Linked DNA regions of Homo sapiens: region 2 is linked to region 1. The links are chromatin loops, found by intact Hi-C in ENCODE. Cell type or tissue: mammary epithelial cell. All regions are shown on one strand.

What was found. Peaks named below come from ENCODE experiments on the same cell type or tissue, not always from the same donor. Only the 100,000 strongest peaks of a DNase experiment are listed, where the experiment ranks them.
Region 2: it touches region 1 in a loop (8-fold over the local background); 5 of 110 quality-filtered maps call a loop at or near these places.

Annotation. Positions count from the first base shown.
Region 1 is chr5:84,363,649-84,371,648 of GRCh38, forward strand. All of the region lies in intron 1 of EDIL3 (EGF like repeats and discoidin domains 3), which reads right to left. Among named protein-coding and RNA genes, the nearest start is that of EDIL3-DT, 15 kb to the right of the region's middle. In mammary epithelial cell, no CTCF peak of the experiment used is centred here; no DNase peak of the experiment used is centred here; H3K27me3 peaks cover 609 bases.
Region 2 is chr5:84,284,933-84,292,932 of GRCh38, forward strand. All of the region lies in intron 1 of EDIL3 (EGF like repeats and discoidin domains 3), which reads right to left. Among named protein-coding and RNA genes, the nearest start is that of EDIL3-DT, 93 kb to the right of the region's middle. In mammary epithelial cell, no CTCF peak of the experiment used is centred here; a DNase peak (open chromatin) is centred at 3,239; H3K27me3 peaks cover 839 bases.

The DNA.
Region 1 (8,000 bases):
CTGAAAAAATTGAAATTTTGGGTCACAGAAACATAGCAAGAGGTAAGATGCCTTATTCTTTTAGAGGTGACAATTTTTTCATGATGGTGAGTGACTAATTTAACTTCTTGACTGTATAAATTTGTATGGATAAAAATTAATTTTCTAAGCCAACAACTTCTAGATCTCAACTGGAGATAAAAAAAATTGGAGAAATCAGGGAAATATGGGGACATCAGATATAAATATACTCATTTTAATATATAAGCATTGTTCATATTTTGATCATCGCTTGGGTTCTCACAAATCACTGACTATATATCAGGTTTGTCATCAATTCTTAGTGTGCTTGTGTTCATTTTCAAAATAATTGTCATCAAGCGTTTTCATGACATCTTAATGGGTACAGTAAAATATACAAACACAACCAAGGGAAGATTATAGAAGAAGTGAAATTGTCACTACTTCCAATTTTGCCTGATTCTATAAAGGTATAAAAGACAAATTAAGATTTTGAAGCTACAACCAAAACAGACAATGTAAGGCAGTTTTCAGGTTCTGAAATCATTTCCTGTGTATTGCTTCATTTTTATCTTGATCATTACATATGCCAAAAAGACAAGTAGTGGAGAAGCTACGGTCTCTATTTTTGCCAAATAAGGGAATTGAGGCTTGGAATTCAGAATTTGCCCAGTCACAAGGCAAGTACTTGTTAGAGCCAGAATTGTCTTTTGATACCTAAACGAATTCATATTGCTTTGGAAATTGTTACACAGATACATGCTACAGATGCAGAGTTATACAATCCTATACCTACATGAGATTGTGTATATAAACAATTGCAGTAGGTAGCATTCCAGATCTCCATGATCTTCATCCCTTGATGTTATACCCATTAAATATGTCACATTACCTGGCAAAAGGGATTTAGCAAATACAGGTAAGACTCCTAATCAGCTAACCTTAAAATGAGAAGATAATCCTAAATCTGCACATTACAATTGTTCTTTTATGGGGCCATTTATATAGTACCCCAAATAATGTTTTAAATTATGACTTTATTTTTAAAAATTAATATATTATATATACATGATAAATCTCACACTACATAAATTTCATATGGAATCCTGCAACAGGTTAATTTTAGTTATAAATGTTGTTACTTTAGAAATAGGTACAAATTGATACAAATTAGCCTAGCAATTTTCTAACCCGAAACTTTAATACCTATTTTTTAATTCATCCAAACCACTTAATTAATCTCATATATATTTTTGGTCTGTTCTTTGGGAAACCATAGAGTGTTATACCAATCCTTAAAACATGTTTGTATATTTATGTCTTATACTTAACTTAAATATCTTCTCTAATGGAAAGTATTGGGTTTTGAGGGGTTGTTGCTGTTCGCTTGTTTTGAGAGGAGGAGGTAGCAAAAATAAATTATTTAAAATGCAAACAATTATTGTATATTAAAATCTTAAGTGCAATATGCACTTATTTTTTATTCATTTTTGAGGTATATATGATATTTAAATAAATTTGAACTGCTAAAAGATAGGAAGTAGTAAAGAGTTTTCTGAATACTAAGTACTGAACACAGAAACAACCAGCCATGAACTAGTAGATTACAAAAAACTTTCATGCTCATGGCCACCTTCATTTTAAAATCCAGTTCTGTTGCATAGAAACTTAGCTCTAAAACAAGAACATATTCCAATTGTTTTTCATTTTAACATCCTGAGTTCCACCTTTAAAAAATCTTCCTTTTATACCATATTTACAATTAAGACCTCTAAAGCAAAATGTAAAATAAAAACAACCTTAGATATTTTAGTAGTTTCTGTTATAAGTTATAAATCAAGACACAACTTATAGTCTATCTTCAGAATGGAAAGTAAGCACATCTAGGTGGAAAGAGTAAAAAGAAAGCAGAGACCACCTGATGACTTAGGAGACATTAATTAATATTCTGTTACAGTCAAGTACTCCCCAAATGCAATAATTTAAAGTCAGAAACATAATAAAAACATATATCATATCAATTCTAGGATTGCTAACCTTTGCCAATCAGTGAATTTTTCAGAACATTCCAGGTTCCTATATCTTGCCTATACCATTCTCTTTTGGATTGTGTCTCAGAATAACTTTCCCCTTTTAACAGCCAGACCACAATTAAGAAAATAATAATACCAGATGTTTATTGAGGACCTGTATTGTGCCAGCATTTGTAAGCACATTACATGGGTTATTTCTTTTAATCTCTACAACAGCTCTATTAGATTGCTATTGCTTTATCCACACTCGAGGAATGAGGAAACAGGTTATGTATATAACCTCTAAAAGGTATCAGGGCAAATAAATGTTTCATCCAGGATCCAATTCCTAGTCTATCTGATTAGAAAAATCTTTCTCTTAACCAATACAATACACCAACATGCCAGAAAGTTATAGCTCAAAGACTGAAGTCTTTTTGATAAGTATTTTGCCAAAAAGTAAAAAAATATATATAAAATAAAATAAAGAAAAACAACAGTTTATTAACCAATTATTTTTCTAAAATCAGAATGTGTACCAAGTATTGTGCTACAGCACTGGAGATACTATACTGTCGCCACCAGCACCACCACCACCGTCACCATCACCATCATCATCATGATCATCATCATATCCATCATGGGCCACAGATATGGTTCTATGCACTTAACCTCTATTAAACCCTTAAAATAACCTTACAAGTCAGGCTCTATTATTATCCCCGTTTTACACATGAGAAAACCAAAGTTAGTAATCCGTTGAAGCAGAAAATGTGACTCTTGAAACCTAGGAGCTTTACTTTGTCTAATGCTTACTTCTTTACTTCATAGTTACCATTCTCTATGTAGATTTCTGTGATCTGTTTTGTACATTTTTCTTTCACATTATTCTATAAATATGTAACTCTCTATGAACATTTTAATGGTACATATAATATGTGCTAATAAATTAGAAAATATTGTTAAACTGTTCTATTGTATCAGAAATGATAAATTATCAAAAACGGAAAGGGGATAACAAGAAAGTATTCCACTAACTACGAAAGACTCTAGAAACAGTATACACAAAAGTACCCACCAAACAGATCAGACTGCTAGTAGGTGAGTTATTTCAAAACTTAAGGAACAGAAAACTCATGCAGTATTTAAAGTGTTTCAGAGAAGAAAAGCTCCCCAAGTAATTCTATCCGTCTGGCATTTTTTCCAATACCAAGCTTAATAAAGTTAGTATAACATGTCATTTATGAAAATAGATGCAAATGTCCCAACAAAAATATTAGCAAATTACATTCAGATATATTTTAAATAATTATCCACAATGGCACAAACATATAACAAAATACAATAGTTAAAACCAAGTACTACTGACACACTAATAGAGAAGTAGCTTAATAAATAAGTCCCTGAAAAGATGCAAATTATATCATAGCATTTAGTGTATAATACATGTTTCTTTTTCTAACAGTTGTTTTAAGTCATGTGGGGAAGCACAGATAACAGTTTGGTAGGAAAAACAAATAGCATTTCTTATACTCTTAAATATAATGCCAACAGCAGAAATCATAAAGGGAAACACAAGCATATTTTATAAAATAAATCTGTTTTAAATTTAATGACTTTTTTTTTTTGAGACAGGGTCTTGCTCTGTCACCTCCCAAGCTGGAATGCAGTGGTGTGATCACAGCTCATTGCAGCCAACTTTAACAACTTTTAACAAACATAGTAAGTGCAATATAAAGGCAAATAAAATGTGAGAAAACATATTTGCAATACCTCACTTCCTTAATATTTTTGAGCAATGAGACTGAATCTCAGCACTCAATATAAAAAGGGAATCTGAGCTAGGAGCGGTGGCTCATGCCTGTAATCCCAGCACTTTGGGAGGCTGAGGCAGGAGGATCACTTATGGTCAGGAGTACAAGACTAGCCTGGCCAACATGGTGAAACCCTGTTTCTACCAAGAATACAAAAAATTAGCTGGGCATGGTGGCACATGCCTATAATCTGAGCTACTTGGGAGGCTGAGACAGGCGAATCCCTTGAATCCAGGAGGCAGACATTTCAGTGAGCCGAGATGGCTCCAGTGCACTCCAGCCGTAGATGATGGAGCGAGACTCTGTCTAAAAATTTCTACCCCATCCTTTCAACCAACTAGATAATTTGCTTGTTTATTTTCCGTTTCTCTCCATTACAATATAAGCTCTATGTGAGAAAAGATTTTCAGCTTTTTGATCACTGTAATTTTGGCACTCAAAACACTTCTTACATCTGTCTGAGTTTAATAAAATGTTGTTGAATAAGTACAACTATAAGGTGAATGGATTCCCAGAAGATTCTGAAGTAGGAAGCACCAAGAATCTGCCTCCCTACCTAGGCAAAAATTGCACTGGCAGAATTTGTCTGATGTAACTATTTTGAAACTCTGGAATCTATTGAGGGCTTGAAACTTTCAGAGGATGCTTTTTTACAAAAAAATTTTAAAGACCATCCTAAGACCATATGAAATCTTGAAAAAGAAGAACCAATCTGGAGGACTCACACTTCCTTATTTTAAAACTTACTGCAATGCTACAGTAATCAAAACAGTGTGGTCTGACACGAAGAGAGACATAGAAACAAATGGAATAGAATAGAAAGCTCAGAAATAAAGTTTCACATATATGGTGAGAGGATTTTTGACAAGCGTGCCAAAGCCATTCGATATGGATTGTCAATGGGGAAAGGACAGGTTCTTCAACAAATGTTGCTGGTAGAACTGAATATCCATATATAAAAGAATGAAGTTGAGCACTTACCTACATCGTATACAAAAATGAACTCAAAATAGATCAAATATAAATCTAAGATCTAAAACTTCAAAACTCTGAGAAGACAAAATAGGGTAAAAATTTCACAACATTAGATTTGGCAATGATTTCTTTGATATGACACGAAAGGCACAGGCAACAAAAGAAAAAATAAGCAAATTGGACTTATAAACATTAAAAAGTTTTGTATATCCAAATAAACTACCACAGAATAAAAAGGCAACCCACGGAATGAGAAAAAAAATTTGCAAAACATATCTGATAAGGAATTAATATCCAGAATATATAGAGAACTTTAAAACTCAACAACAACAAAAACAACTCGATTCAAAAATGGGCAAAGGAATTGAACAGATGTTTTCCCATAGAAGATATACAAATGGCCAATAAACACATGAAAAGATGCTCAACATCACTAATAGTTGGGAAAATGCAAGTCAAAACTAAAATGAGATACCATTTTACACTAATTAAGATGACTACTGAAAAAATAAAAACCTAAAAAGCATAAAATAAAAAGTGTTGTAGAGTATGTGCACTCTTGGTGGGGATGTAGAATGCTATAGCTGCTGTGAAAAACACTATGAAAGTTCCTCCAAAAATTAAAAATAGAATTACCATAGAATCCAGCAATTACATTTCTGGGTATATAACAAAGGAATTGAAAACAGACTCTGAAAGGGATACTTGTGAAGCCATGTTCATAGCAGCATTATTCACAATAGCAAAAACTTAGAATATATATGTATATATAATATATATAAACATACACACACATATAAATATACACACACATATAAATATACACACACAACATATGCATACATATATACATACATACCACAAGGGAATAGTATACTATTTTGCCTTAAAAAGGAACGACAACACAACATACACATACATACATATATAAACAAAGGAATTCTATTTTGCCTTAAAAGGGAAGAACATTCTAACGTATGCTACAAAACAAATGAACCTTGAAGACATTATGCTAAGTGAAATAAGCCAGTCTCACAAATAAGGTATGATTCCATTTACATGAGGTACTTAGAGACTTAGAGTAGTCAAAATCACAGAAACAGAAAGTAGGATGGTGGTTGTCAGGGGCTGGGAAGAGGGAGAAATGGGGAATTATTGTTTAATGAGTATGGATGGGGTTTCTGCATTACAATATAAAGAGAATTATGGAGATGGATGGTCATAATGATTGCACAACATTATAAATGTATTTAATATCACTAAACTGTACACCTAAAAACATGATTGACATAGTAAATTTCATGTTATGTGCATTTTACTATAATAATTAAATTGAAAATTAAACCCCCAAACGCTGTATGATATGATCCATTTTATGGTTAAACATATACTTAAAGATACTTATTTAGCTAAACAAGTCTCAAAGTACAGACGCCAATATGTCATCATTATACCTTTTCATCAATGAGTGTATACTTGCTTATGGGTTACAAAATACTTGAAATTTTAAAACAAAGACTAGAAATTAACTGCCTTTCCTCAAACCAAACAACGATAATTGCCAAAGCCTTTTTCTTAACACATAAACAGGAGCAAAGTATTAGATTTTACAGTTTTTATTTTATACACCTTTTTCCATTCTATACCTTTTTAGAAAGATATGTCTATTTTAGACTTTTAGATTTAGAAGTGGAAATCACACAATTACCAGGGTCTCAAACATGTAAATTGTTTCAGAACTATTGAGGCATTTAAGAAAGGTAGAAATACAGTTGCCTAAAGGGGAATAAATAGCAGTTTGCAGTGACATACAGATTGTCATTACACAAACAACTCTAAACAGAGCTGTTTAGAAGGTTCTCAGCTCCTCGGCAGACACAGTTCCCAGGTGTTGTCTCTTCCCCTCTGCCAAGTACTTCTGCTTTTAGCAGGTGTGACTGCATGGTGGGAGGAGGGAAAGAAGTTATGCTTGGAGGAAAGTTATTGCTGCTGGAGCTGATGGGAGTAACTGTCAGGGCACTGCGGCAATTAGTAGATCAGAGGGCTACCTGCAGCTCCTCCATATGATAATTAAAAACACCACTAAGTACTTTGTTTTTGTTGCACATACTTTTCCTGTCAAACCTGGATAATAAAATAAATAAAGTTTACTGTCTAGCTCCCATATAGTATTAAAAGTATTTTATTGTAATTTGGCAACCACAGATAAAACCTGAATCTTCCTTTTAAACTGTTTATAAATTAGACAGCTATGGAAACAGTAGGTCACTTAATCTATTCAGCTCTTAGAGTTTGCCACTACTAAAGTATTTATTGCTTTTTAATAATGTACCATTTGTACCATGATTCACAAGTCAATGCATCAGTGCATCAAGTAGATAACAATTTATTAAATAACTTAATGGGTCTATCAAAGGAACACATTTTTAACGATAAAAAGATGTATATACCAGCAGAGTTGTTCTTCATGCATGCATGCATGCATGCATAAAGTCAGAAAATAAATATTAACTGAGTGCCTACTATATGTAAGGTACCACGTTTGGAGCTGGGTATACATTAAGGAACAGAGATATTCTTCCTGCCTTCATCAAGCTTACAGTCTATTGGAAATAAGATAAAAAATAAATGAGCAAATAAATGATTATATAACTATGATTTTTGAAAAGTGTTATAATATATTTAATAATGGTACAGTGACAGAATAATAACAGGGAAATATGATGTGTATGTAAGTGTGTGTGTGAGCATGAGTTACTTGGATAAGATGACCAGAGAGAGATTCTCCCAGGCTGTGCAGTTTAAGCTGAGGGATGAGTTAGAAACAGAAAATCTGCAACATATAGCAAGAGATACATATAGATAAAAAGTATATATATATATATATATATATGTGTGTGTGTATATATATGTGTGTATATATGTATGTGTGTATATATATGTGTGTATATATATGTGTGTATATGTGTATATATATGTGTGTGTATATATATATATATATAGAGAGAGAGAGAGAGAGAGAGAGAGAAAGAGAGAGAGAGAGAGAAAATAATTTCAAGAAGATCATGAATACTTAAAGACCCCCTACCAATATGAAATAAAAAAAGCTAAGGGCAGAAATTTGTGTGTTGCATTATTATTTAGTACATATGTACATGATAAAAAATAACAATAAATAGCATAATAATATTATGTGTAA
Region 2 (8,000 bases), 79 kb before region 1:
TTTTCAGTGACATTCTGTGACCAGAGAATGCTCTGTGATGGGTTGAAGTTTAGTTTAACAAACAAAACAAACATCTGTCACAAGAAGTCAGTACCTACAAGAGTGTTTCTAAAGGCATGTGTAAGTTATTCTGTGTTAAATAGCACTATGATTATATTTGAACCATATACGTAAATATGCATAACAGTAAATTTGAATGTTCTTGAATAAGTGGGCCCCTTTTAAGTGTCAAAAAAATCATGAACACTTACATAACCTGAATTGCACTATTAATATTCATTGATTCTAAGGAAAAGCTTACTGATAAAATGCTATCATTAATTAAGTAAAGTACATTTAAATTTTCTAATTCCAACAGAAATAGGTGTGTATGCAAATCCATATTACATATGTTTGTGTGAATGATATTTATCTAGCCTTCAAATGCTACTTTGCCTACATATTGATTTGCTAATCTGAAGCCAGTTGGGAGCTACAGTATCTCATATTTAAGAAGCATTACTAGTTAGAAAGCAGGAACCATGTCTTAGAGGGTTTTGCATTCTCATGCGTAGCACGGTGTCTGGCACGTATAATAGCAATAGATATGCAATAAATGCCCAGATGAGTAAACCAAAACACTTTGTCTGTAGGATATTATAAAATTAATGTTGTTCATACTTAAGTGAGACAAAATATATTCATGAAAGAAAACCATAATAAAAAGATTATCTTATGTCAGACTTGGGCTTCTAGGTTCCTGAAAATAAATTCACATGTAGTTACTAATATGTTTGGTCACACTTGGCATGCATTGCTGCACTTTCAGTGATAGTGGCTGCTTTAGCCATGGATTTGATGAAGGGAAGGGATGGGCTGTGGAACGCCTCAGATAGAAAGTTCTTACAGAGAAAGTGTCATGGTGACTATTCTGTCAGTGGCAGGAGGGATCCAGTGGCACTGATTAATATCAGTGCCAGTGCTTTATATGGAAATGGGGAAACACGCAGAGCACAGAACTGAAATTATATTATACGTGTAGTTCCTTTTGCCTGTTTGAACATTATTGCTGGCGGCCAGAATCTCAACCTATATAATTCCATGGGAATTTTTTTCATGGATTCACCCAAGATGAAACTCTTGTCCTGTATCTTTAAATTTTTGCTTTAGCTCTAGGCTTACAGTGAACTCTGTAGTCAGGCTGCATAAATATTCCTGAGCTTTGGCTTTCTGCACCAAACTCTCCTGAGAATAGCATAGGCAGTAGATTGCAGTTAAGGATTTTTTAAATGTTTTAATTTTGTGATAGCATGCATTTTCACAAAAACCAATGTGTGCTTTAGCTTGCTACACTCTCCCCATTCTATATATTTAGAGGGAAGAGAGTAGGGAGTCATAGAGCCTGTCGTTATTTTAAAAGAAAAAGCCATAGATGTCCACGTGAAAGAGCAGAAGATTTATTAATGGAAAATGAAATAAATAAAATACTCTCTAAAGTATAAAAAGACTATTCAGCAATAAATCTTGCAGTACAGGCTGATATGCAGTGCTTAAGGTCTTATCAAGCCTATACTGAAGGAATTCAGTAGACAGTTACACTATGAATCAAGACAATATATTTAGCATATACTCTGCGTTTGCTTGCTTTTTTATTTTGTTAAACTTTCGCCAGGCTTTGACCACATTACATATTTAGTTGGAGTCTTTATATAAGGGAGCCATGATTTTACTTTTTGTATACTTTATAACTTATTAGGTAAAATGGGGCAATAGAATAAATAGAATAATGCAGGGTTTATTTGTTCTTTCTGAAGGTTTTGGATACAATTATTTCTCATGGTTTTTCTTTTGCCCTCATAAAATAAGGCTCTGCACCTCAGGTTGGAATCAATTAGGCTGATCCTCAGCTGTTCAGCATTCAAGGTTCCCAGTGGGGCAGCCTGTATGTACCTGCTCTCCCCACTGAGGTTTTAAGCTGAACTTCTGGAATTGTGCCCAGTCTTTGGGCCAGACACAGTATCTCAGCAATGCTAGTGCAGAAGTCTAGTAGGTAAAAACCTCTTTCATGGTTTAGATAAAAATCTATTGGTGCTCTTCTAAAAACAATCCTCTACCTGAAATGCTTGTAACCAGAAAATAACACTGGCAATTAGAGAGGAAGACAGCCACATAATGGGAGATGCAGAGACTCTGGGTTGGTGATTATTTATATAATATTGTTGAATGGTATAATAGATGCATACGTTCTATTGAGCTAAAGCTGTATTTATCCACTTGCCTTATTTTCATAAAGAATATATAGTAATCTAATTTCTAAAGAAAAATGTGCTATGTGGATTCTTTATACAAGAATGAGAGCTTATTTTTGGATGTAATAAGAAATGTGAAATTATTATTATTAAGAAAGTAAGATGTGGGTATTTCTCTTCCAAAGGTGTTGGTCTTCTCTGCAGCATATCTCCAGATCATCGTCAGCAGGACTGAGTTGAACAAATTGAAGAAAACAACAGTATTGCTTTTCAGATTCTGAATAATTTGCAATATTAAATTTGTAGATCAAATCAGCATTTAAATATCTGTCAAAATGATTGCTAATACAATTTGGAATTCAGGTTGAATTTTGAAATTAATGAAACTACACAAGCTTAATGAACATTAGGGATTAAAATGCAAGAATTTCTGTACTATGGAAGGACACATGCACAGGCCTGCTTTTTACAAGATCACAGGGGGAAATGAAGGGAATTCTTGAAATCAAAAACGCTGCTAAATACAAATGTCAAATCTTAGTCATCTTCTTACTTGACCAATGAGCAGCATTAGACAGAGTTGAATGCTGTCTACTCTGTGAAACATTTTCTTTACTTGGTTTCCAATACACATTTTCTTTGATTTCCCTCCTCCTTCTCTAGCCATTCCTTCTTAGCGGGCTCTTCCTCTTCCTCTCTAACTCTTAATTTTAGAGTGCTCCAGGGCTCAGTCCCTGGACCTCTTGTCTTTTCTATCTATACTCATTCCCTTTGTAACTTCAAATAGTCTTCTTGGCTTTAAATACCATCCACAGACTGAAGACTCTAACATTTTTGCTATATCCCCTAAAAACCCCAGATTTATACTCACGAACTCACTTGGATGACTAATCTGCATCTCAAATTTAACATGTCCACACTCCTGATAATTTCCCCAGACCTACTTTTCCCGTTGTCTTTCTCATCTCAGTTAACGTCAACTTCATTCTTCCAGTGGCTTGGGCCAAAACCCTTAGAGGCATTCATGACTCATCACTTTCTCTCATACCCACATCCTCTCTGTGGGCAGTTTATGTTGCCTTTACCTTTAAAATACATCCAGAATGTGACCATTTCTCACCCCTACACTTCTAACACCCGAGTTCAATCCATAATCCTCTTTTGCCTGGGTGACTGCAATAACCTCATTTCTTTGCTTTTATTTTTGATGTTTTCACTATCTTCTCAACATGCAGCAAGAGTGATTTTGTTAAAAAATGTCAGGTTATGCTTCCCCTTTGGTTAAAATTCTCATTGTGATGATGAAATTCTAAAATTTAGCAGGGAGTATAATGCAGGCCCTGACCAACTGAAATTCATGCTAACATCCACCTACTAAGATTGGACCAATACCTACCAAGTAAATATCAACTGTACTCAGAGGGCTTCACATCGTCCTGTCACCTCGGGATATTTCCATCTAAACACTTTCCTCTGTTTGGAATGCTTTTGCTCCAAGCAAGAGTCTCATCTTCCTTAAGTCTTTACTAAGAAATTATCTTCTCAGAAAGCTTTCCCCTGACTACTCAACTTAAAATTGCAGGTCTTCCTGACCCCAAATCCTGGCCTTCCTTAGGAACACTGATCACCAAATGTCATACTACACATTTTACATAAATATCTTGTTTATTGTCTCTCTTCCCCACTATAATGAATCCCCACAAGAATAGACTTTTTTTTTTTACTCCTATACCCATCACTTAGAACAAGGTCTACATAAAATAAGTGCTCGAGAATACTTGTTGAATTAAAGTTGAATAAATAAATGAACAAATGAAAGCAACGTATAGTGTGGAGCTAAGAAACGCAGCTCAAAGCTTGGGGATTGTAACTGTACCTGTCTTATCCTAGAATGGCACATTTAAAAAATGTTTTTGTTTTTGTTATTTCTAGGTGAACTGCTAAATTCAATAGTTTCCATCTAGATTTCTAAATGGAGCTGGGAATATATAAACAAACAAACAAATAAATAAGTAGAGTAAGTCTACAATGTGAGTTTGGCTTTTTAGTGTTAATAATGTTACACATTTAACATTCCGTGACATTATCTAAATAAACTTACTTAAACTCACCCAATAACAATAAGAGTGTTTGTTTAACTTTTCCTTCCCTTAAATTAGCAAAACAGCTTAATCAGGGTAACAAAGAGCTGCTTGAGTTTTATATACTGTGCCTTCTTCCCAGAACTTACTATTTCCCAGCTCCTCCATGAGGAGAGATTTTACCTCTGAGTTCTTATTATTTCCATTTTCTCTTAACGAGCTCTTTCTGCTCAGCATTGATAAATGCTCAAATCATCACAAACACTTCCTCCCTTATGACTCCTTCAGTCACTTCACTGCTTGCAAGTTGTAGTCTGTCCCCAATTCCTCACCTAAAAAGGAACACCCAGAGCCCCTTGGTTGTGAATCTAGTGGGTATTCCTTGGTCTTTATCCTACCTGACTTTCCGTCAACAACTGAGATGACTAACATCTGATTCTTAGGACACTTTCCTTATTGATAGCATTCATTCATTTATCTCCTTCCATTCCTTTGACTAACCTCTCTGGGTATTCTTTCTCACATTATTTGTTTATCAGAAATGAATACGCTTACTGAAGTTTTTTCTAATAAGGTCAGATACTTCCAACTTTTAAGTTAAGAAATTGTTTAAGCACTAAAATATGTTAATGAAATGAAAACATTAATAAATTAGTTCTATACTTCCACAGACATATTCTGACTATAAATCTTAAGTAATTTCATTTTAATATCCCACTGCCTAATGAAAAGAATTAAGCACATACACTTCCTAACTTCTAAGTAACAGATTGTGGAGGATGCTTTAATGGGACCCTCAGATCCTCCTTCAGGAACAAAACATTAATTTCCCCAGCCACAAGTGTTGGATCCTGAAAGCTCACAAGTTAGTACCTCCCTACTCATTCTCCTGCCCAATAAAACTACCTCATCTGCATGTCTTCCCTGAGGACAGCCATATCCAAGGACTGCTTGATGCTGGGGTGAAAAAGCACAACCCCCTTGTCTCAATGCCAGACAATGTGGAAGAGCCATGCTAGCTTCAGAGCTCCCCATGACACTATCTGAGAGCTCTTTTACAACCACCACTCAGTAAGCCTCCCCGTCTTCCCAGTGCTGCTGCCCTTACTCCCTCTAAGAGCTCTTCTTGCACATCAATCTCCATTTCAGACTCTGGTGCCTGGGAAATTCCATCTAGACATACGTCATCTCTAATACTTGAGATACTGAGTGTCTGTGCTACCGAACGTTGGCAGAATATGCCACCTCAAAATTAGCCACTTTGGCATAAGGCATTTCAAAAATAGCAGGAAAAAAAGAGTCTGACCTTCTTTCTCCTCCCTGTACCAGGAAGAAAGAAATATTTTTCTTACCAGAGATGGTGAGTCAAGGCTGAAAAGTATCTGTACCAACAGATCTTATAAAAATAATTTTTATCTTCCTTAGCTATCCCATACATATTAGTTACTTATCCACTATCACCAGACTTTGTTCAACCTAATGTATAAACATCTGGGTTTTGCCACTTCTTTCGGTCTTCATTTTCTTGTGGAGATTTCTAGGTGCATGTAAAATAAACTCTACGATTTTCTCCTATTAATCTGCCTTATGTCAATCTAGTCTCAAACCTAGCCAAAGATCCTAAGAGTGCAGAGGTAGAGCTTTGCCTTCCCTACTTCATTTCAAGTGGCTCAGTTTCAACCCTTGAACAGAATGCCACTGAACATTTGTGATTTCAGCTTTAGTCTCACTGCAACATTTAAACTAAAAATATTCTCTACTAAGCCAGAGAAGTTGGTCACATTATAATCTCCTTGATAACCTGCTTTAAAATTTCAATATGTAGTACTAGAAAAAAATGCAAGGTAGTGCCTGCCCAACAGTGAGTTTAGTTGACAGAATCAAGCAAGTTACTCGTAGCTGCTTGTCAAATTGAACCAAACTAAAGTGAGAAAAGAGCTGATAGGTTTAGAGTCAGGTAAATCAATTAAGGCTTACCATTTCTCCTTACTAAATTGATTTTCATGATCGGCACGAGAATGTCAGCCAAATGATATTAGGACATTTAATTTTATTTTAGCTATATTTACACACACATGAATGCACAACCGGTTTGCCTGAATATAAAGAACACTTGAATCAGGGAACAATCGCACTTTTTAAGACAGAGGTTATCAGATTGAATTTTTTGAAAATATAGGTATATATCCTTTTAAAAAGGTACACTAAAAACAAAACAACCCTGAAAGGTGGGAAATAATATGACGGTGTGTGTGCCAAAACATTTAACTTAAAGAAAAGCAATGTAAATAACAAACCGAATAGAATTTTAGACAAAAATTGATACAAAGATTATAAGAGATAGGTGACTAACCACCAGGAAGTGAGAACATTCATTATCATGTATGTGTGTGTATATATCTATCTATATCTATATATCTATATATATATCTATCTATATAGATATATCTATATATCTATCTATGTAGATCTATCTATATATCTATATAGATCTATCTATATAGATATATCTATATATCTATATATCTATATATCATATACAGATATATACACACACATATATATACACACACATATATATACACACACATATATATATATATACCTACAGGCCCTGGATATATAGAAAGTAATAACTTTAACAAAAGTATAGCAGACAATATACAGAGCATCAAATTATATTTTTGTAGCTCCAACTCCAACATATAAAAGCACATTTGCCATTGATATACCCAGATACATTAAAAAAGAAAAAAAACTCAGTGCTACATCTCTACTGCCCAATACAGTAGCACTAGCCACAAGTGGCTATATAAACTTAAAGTTAAATTTTATTTAACTTAAAGTTAAATAAAATTACAATTACAAATTCAGTGAAAGTAAATTTCTGTTTTTTTGTTTGTTTTGTTTTTTTAGCCACCCTGTCTGTGGTACTTTGTCACTGCAGCTCCAGCCAAATAACACATCAGGTTTGATATATTTTTACACCATACTCTCTTTCATACCTGCTTACTAACAATAATTGGAAATATCAATAACACTGATGATTTTTTTTAAATCACAAAATTATGACATTCAAAATTTAGAGGTTGTTTTCTGAATAAGATATTAAAAGGCACTCAGAATTTCAGAACCCATCTCATGCTGAATAAGACATAGTGTCCCGGAGCCAGGAAAGCATTCACTTTTTATAAATGCACTTTTGTTTAGTTCTCTCAGCTGTGCACAGAAGAAACAGGACAGAGAATTGCACAGATTTGTGCAGCATATTATCCAACCAACAGCAATGATACAAACTCTCAATGGCAGAAGAGATATTATGAGTGTTTATTGTTAATGTTTGAAAATAAAAAGTGGTAATGCTATAATTATATCCTATTTTTTTAAGATTTGAATATATCCTACCATTAAAATATTTGGTTCTCATGCTATATACTTTTCTTTATTTCACAGACTAAGGAATTTATCAGATACCAGAAACTCATGGGTATATTGAATAAGCCCAGAGTTATTGCTAATGTGAGAAACACACTCACCCACCCAAACCCAAAGATGGACTTAGAAGCAAAAAGAACAGCGAAAGTGAGACTTTTAATAACAGCCTTGCAAGATCGAGTGTCTGGTAGGCAGGCACATCTGGGGCAGTCACAACAGGTAATTTATCTCCTAGCACGCAAGTCCCTCCCCTAGT